Linked DNA regions of Homo sapiens: region 1 is linked to region 2. Evidence: read pairs that join two places in POLR2A ChIA-PET (ENCODE). Cell type or tissue: K562. All regions are shown on one strand. Links, peaks and the distances in the headings refer to the core of each region. The heading gives the core; the rest is flanking DNA.

What was found. Peaks named below come from ENCODE experiments on the same cell type or tissue, not always from the same donor. Only the 100,000 strongest peaks of a DNase experiment are listed, where the experiment ranks them.
Region 1: POLR2A ChIA-PET joins it to region 2 with 8 read pairs; 4 of 35 experiments call an interaction of 5 or more read pairs at or near these places.

What each region holds. Positions count from the first base shown.
Region 1 is chr1:236,293,731-236,296,644 of GRCh38, reverse strand. No RefSeq gene overlaps it. Among named protein-coding and RNA genes, the nearest start is that of ERO1B, 13 kb to the right of the region's middle. In K562, for the core only: no CTCF peak of the experiment used is centred there; no DNase peak of the experiment used is centred there.
Region 2 is chr1:236,351,982-236,354,895 of GRCh38, reverse strand. It overlaps a transcript of EDARADD not described here. Among named protein-coding and RNA genes, the nearest start is that of EDARADD, 41 kb to the left of the region's middle. In K562, for the core only: no CTCF peak of the experiment used is centred there; DNase peaks (open chromatin) are centred at 205 and 1,625.

The DNA.
Region 1 (2,914 bases), core at 301-2,800, 58 kb after region 2:
AGGTATTAGCCACTATGCCCAGCCTCAACTTTTATTTTTTAAAAAAGTATGTAAATAATATTACCCTAATTGACTTATGGTCATTTTATTCACTTTAAAAATTTTGATTGATCTGAAGGAAGGAAAATCAAAGACCATTGCCTCATACTTGAACCCTCAACTGAAGGATTACGTCTTCATAAAAAATTCTTTCCTGGCCAGGTGCAGTAGCTCAGGCCTGTAATCCCAGCACTTTGGGAGGCCAAGGCAGATCACCTGAGGTCGGGAGTTCAAGATCAGCCTGACCAATATGGAGAAATCCCATCTTTACTAAAAATACAAAAAATTAGCTGGGCATGGTGGTGCATGCCTGTAATTCCAGCTACTCAGGAGGCTGAGGCAGGAGAATCACTTGAACTCGGGAAGCAGAGGTTGCGGTGAGCGGAGATCGAGCCATTGCACTCCAGCCTGGACAACAAGAGCCAAACTCTGTCTCAAAAAAAAAAAAAAAAAAAAAACTTTTCTTGATGGGTCATAGAAAGTAGAAGAGAGACATGTACCAGTTTTGCCTTTCAGCATAGGAAGTACTTACAGATGAGAATCCATGTGGAAGAAGAAGAAAAAATTGGGGGGGATGGGAAGGACTCATTTAAAACAAGTCTCAGTTTGTTTTTCTTTTTTTAATTTAAAAAGGAAAAATTGATTCAAATGCTCATTCGCAACACAGAAAATCCTATAAAAGTGGCAAATATAGTACAGCATATTATTTTCTTTCCTTTTCTTTTTCTTTTTTTTTTTTTTTGATACAGAGTTTCGCTCTTGTAGCCCAGGCTGGAATGCAGTGATGCGGTCTCGGCTCACTGCAATCTCCACCTTCAGGGTTCAAGTGATTCTCCTGCCTCAGCCTCCCGAGTAGCTGGGATTACGGGTGCCCGCCACCACACCTGGCTAATTTTTGTAATTTTAGTAGAGACAGATTTCACCATGTTGGCCAGGCTGGTCTCGAACTCCTGACCTCAGGTGATTTGCCCTCCTTGGCCTCCCAAAGTGCTAGGATTACAGGCATGAGCCAGTGTGCCCAGCCAACATACTTATATTTTAAACATAATGACAGTGATGGATGAGACACTCACTCTGGGATGAAAAGATTGTCTTCAAAATCTGCAAAGTCCTAATGTTGCTAATGCTGGTGCTATGAATGTTGGAAGAAATGGTGTACTGATATCCCAGGACAGTCCAATGACGTTTCTCCCAAATAGTTATTTATGACACTAATATCCAGATACTTTAAAATATTTCTTTAGTAATCAATTATATTAAAATAACCCCACAATAACTAGCTCCCTTCATCTCAACACCAGCTTTTGTTAGTTTTGAGCTTCAATCTTTGAGTCAGAAAGTTTTTCTTACTTTTTTTTTTTTTTTTTTGAGACAGTTTCACTCTGTCACCCAGGCTGGAGTGCAGTGGTGCGATCTCAGCTCACTGCAGTCTCTGCCTGCCGGGTTCAGGCAACTCTCCTGCCTCAGCCTCCCAAGTAGCTGGGATTACAGGCACGCACCACCATGCCCAGCTAATTTTTTATATTTTTAGTAGAGAGGAGGTTTTACTCTGTTAGTCAGGCTAGGTCTCAAACTCCTGACCTCAAGTGAACCGCCCGCCTCAGCCTCCCAAAGTGCTGGGATTACTGGCTTGAGCCACAACGCCCGTTCACTTGCTATTTTTTTTTTTTAAGTATACTACATTCCCGTTTTCTGGGCATTATTATATGTAATCTAGTCTAGTTTACTTCGTGACTGTGAAGACTGTGACTACTGATGGTCCCATTCACTCAATCCAGTTCAAACTATTGAATGTGGGAGGACAAGACAACGGGCCACTTACTGAGTTGCTGACACCTATGTTCATACTAAAAATAAAATGGGATTATTCTAAAATGTTTCAAATAGGTTAGAAAAAGTGCTTTCGTTTGTTGGTTGGTTGGAAAAAAGCTCAGTACAGCTCCATTTTTTAGGTGGAATCAAGAAAGTCGAGGTTGAAAAACTCTTAAAACCTATGTGGCCCAGTCATTCATTTTGATGCCTAAAACCCCTATAACATCCCTGCGAAGTGGTTGTCTACCCTTTACTTATCTCTAGTGGCAGGGGAGTGTCTATTCCTCCACATCATAGAAATTAACAAACAAGAACACATTAGTAGGTTTCCATTAAAAAATGATTAAGAAAGGGCCGGGTGTGGTGGCTCATGCCTGTAATCCCAGCACCTTGGGAGGCCGAAGCAGGCAGATCATGAGGTCAGGAGTTTGAGACCAGCCTGATCAACATGGTGAAACCCTGTCTCTGCTAAAAATACAAAATTTAGCCGGGCGTGATGGCGCGTGCCTGTAATCCCAGCTACTCAGGAGGCTGAGGCAGAAGAATCATTTGAACCCAGGAGATGGAGGTTGCAGTGAGCCAAGATTGCACACTGCACTCCAGCTGGGGCAACAGAGTGAGACTCTGTCTCAAAAAAAAAAAAAAAAGGATTAAGAATTGTATGCAACTTTTCAGGACAGTAAGGGGATTTTTTAACTGTCACTCAAAACATGATATCAGAGCTATGTTTTTTACATGGGGAAATGCAGGTGGCATAGATACCTTATGCAGCAGGCTGAGGTGTAGAGAATCCTAAGCCAATTCTGGTCAGAAGCACTTCAGAGGTGACCGCATAGAATGATGCGGGAAGTCATGGCTGTAGGGTGCTATACCAAAGACACCTAAGGAAAATCACTGTCCTTCTGTCTGGGCTGCTATAACAGAAATACCACAGACCACATAGCTTAAACAACAAATATTTATTTCTCACAGTTCTGGAGGCCGGGAGTCCAAGATCAACGTGCCAGATTCTGTGTCTGGTGAAGGCCCACTTCCTGGTTCATAGACTGCCATCTTCTCTCTG
Region 2 (2,914 bases), core at 119-2,618:
CACAATGGCTACACATATATGTAATATCCATCCCATGTTCACTTTGGGGAAGGGTTTTGGCTTTAAACTGAGATGGAATTTGGCTCTTTACGTTAAAGGTGACCTACAGGACACAGAGATAATTTGTGTGTGCAGTCTCTACAATTTGCTGAAACTGGCTTGAGGTTGGCAGTTACTTATCAGGAAAGTGTTTCTAAGGCCAGGTCTCTGTCCAATCAGGGCTGTAGTGGTCTGGATTGTACATCAGACTTAGGAAGTGTCTGACAATTTGCCTGATAATTCCTACTGTTAGGGAGTTTAGCAAGAGTGTGGTTTTTCTTGTAGCCACAGGAATTTAGGAAATTGCCATGCCAGCTGAGCCCTGAACCCTTCATTCGTTGGTAACTTTTGTTTCTGTAACCTAAAGGTTTGTCTTAGTTGATAAAGGGATGCCAACTTGGCTCTCCCAGATCACAGATGTTATCATCATCTTATGGCTGGGGAACCTGAGGCTCAGAGAGTTTAATTAATTTGTCCAAGGTCACAGAGCCAAGAAGGGAGAATGCTGGATTCGAACCCAAGTATATCTGACATTCTATATTCTAGCCTTTTCCCTCATTCTGATATTTTCTCTGAAAACCCCTGGGTTTATCCTGGCACTTTCATGTGTGTAAGTCATTTGTGCACAAGCCAAGGTTTGTTTCCTGGGTAGGCGCTGCAATACCTACTTGGTATTTGAGGTCAGTACATTATAGGAATAAATTGTGCTGTGTCTAGGCTTTTAAGTATCTAAATGATTGAGAGTTCATCTTCAAAGGAGAAAATAGCCTTATAAAACAGGATTACAAAGGCAAGGCTTAGTGTCTTAGAATCCCTAAGCCTCGCAACCCGAAGAGCAGAAGAGAAAAAATGTCTCCAGCTACAAGAGAACTAACGAGCTTTAAATGAAAGAGCTAGAGTCACATTTTCCCCTGAACTCCCATAGATACATGAATACAAATCTGTCTTTTCTCTTGCAAAAAAAAACTTTTTTTTTAAGGAAAGAGCTGTCATTTTGCTAAGCAACACCAGAAGCTGATTATCTGGTGCCTGTTCTGGGTAAAAGGTAGAAAAGCCAAATGATGAAAAGATGCCACCTCATTTAACAACTAAAATATTACACACAGTCGAGTAACTACCAAATAGGGTCCATTTAAACACCAACCTTAGTCCAATATCTTTTTTTTTTTTTTTTTTTTGGAGTTGGAGTCTCGCTCTGTTGCCCAGGCTGAAGTGCAGTTGTGCGATCTTGGCTCACTGCAACCTCCGCCTCCCGGGTTCAAGTAATTATCTGCCTCAGCCTCCTGAGTAGCTGGGATTACAGGTGCCCACCACCACGCCCGGCTAATTTTTGTATTTTAGTAGAGACAGGGTTTCACCATGTTGGCCAGGCTGGTCTTGAACTCCTGACCTCGTCATCCACCTGCCCTGGCCTCCCAAAGTGCTGGGATTACAGGTGTGAGCCACCGCGCCTGGCTGTCCAACATCTTAATGTAACATCTCCTTGTGTAAGCAGTCACCTCATGCACAGTGGGTGTCCAATAATCCTACAAACTCAGAGCTAGAACGACTTTTACCACCACTTATCATAGCTGTGTGCAGATACAGATAAGGGAGACCAGGAGGGGAAGAGTTTGCCCAAGGTCACACAGTTCTCTCCTGCAGAGCTGAAACAAATCCCAGGTCTGTGGGGGATGAGAGGTAACAACCCTGGCCTGTGAAGTGAGGCTGCCTCAGTTCAAGGCTGGAGTCCTGTGACAATCCCAAGAAAGGATGAGCCATGAGGCATGTGGTGTGCTTGCCCTAAATTCACTACTGTTAGTACCATTATTACTGTTAGATAATTTGTTGTTGTTGTTTTTTTTTTAGAGACGGAGTCTTGCTCTGTTGCCCAGGCTCAAGTGCCATGGCATGGTCATAGCTCACTGCAGCCTTGAACTCCTGGACTCAAGTGATCCTTCTGCCTCAGCCTCCCGAGTAGCTGGCACTACATGCACACACCACTGCACCTGGCTTATTTATTTATTTATGAGATGGAGTTTTACTCTGTCGCCCAGGCTGGAGTACAGTGGCACAATCTTGGCTCACTGCAACCTCCACCTTCCAGGTTCAAGCGATTCTCCTGCCTCAGCCTCCCCTGTAGCTGGGATTACAGGTGCCCACCACCACGCCCGGCTAATTTTTGTATTTTTAGTAGAGACAGGGTTTCACCATGTTGGCCAGGCTGGTCTTGAACTCCTGACCTCGAGTGATCCACCCGCCTTGGCCTCCCAAAGTGCTGGGATTACAGGCGTAAGCCACCACACCTGGCCCTGGCTAATTTATTTTATTTCTTGTAGATATGGGGTTCTTGCTTTGTTGCCCAGGCTGATCTTGAACTCTTGGCTTCAAATGATCCTCCTGCCTAGACCTCCCAAAATGCTGGGATTATAGGCACGAGCCACTGAACCCAGTCTATTAGATAAAATTTACGGGAGGCTATTGGTTTAGACTGAGCTCCTGCACTTGGCTCAACAGACCAAACTAAAATGGAGCCATTCATGCTGAAGTTCCACACCACCAAGCCAAACCTAAGTTGTTTATCTGATCTTCCAAGAAATCAGGAGAGACAGAGATAATAACCTAACCAATAACTAAAAGGCCAGTTTTAGCGGGCATTGAGACGGAAATAATACAGGGTGGTCATAGGAGAATAGAATATTCTAGGCGGCAGTTTCACATGAGCAGCCAAAGGAAACTGTAAATAGCTACAGAAGCTATGGGCTGATAAGACCCTGAAAAAACCAGGGTGTGGGCCAAGCTGGCTAAGACTGACTGGACCCAACATGGCACTGGAGTGACCTAGGTTTCACCTGGGACCTCATTATACACTCATTAACATACCAAACACACACCC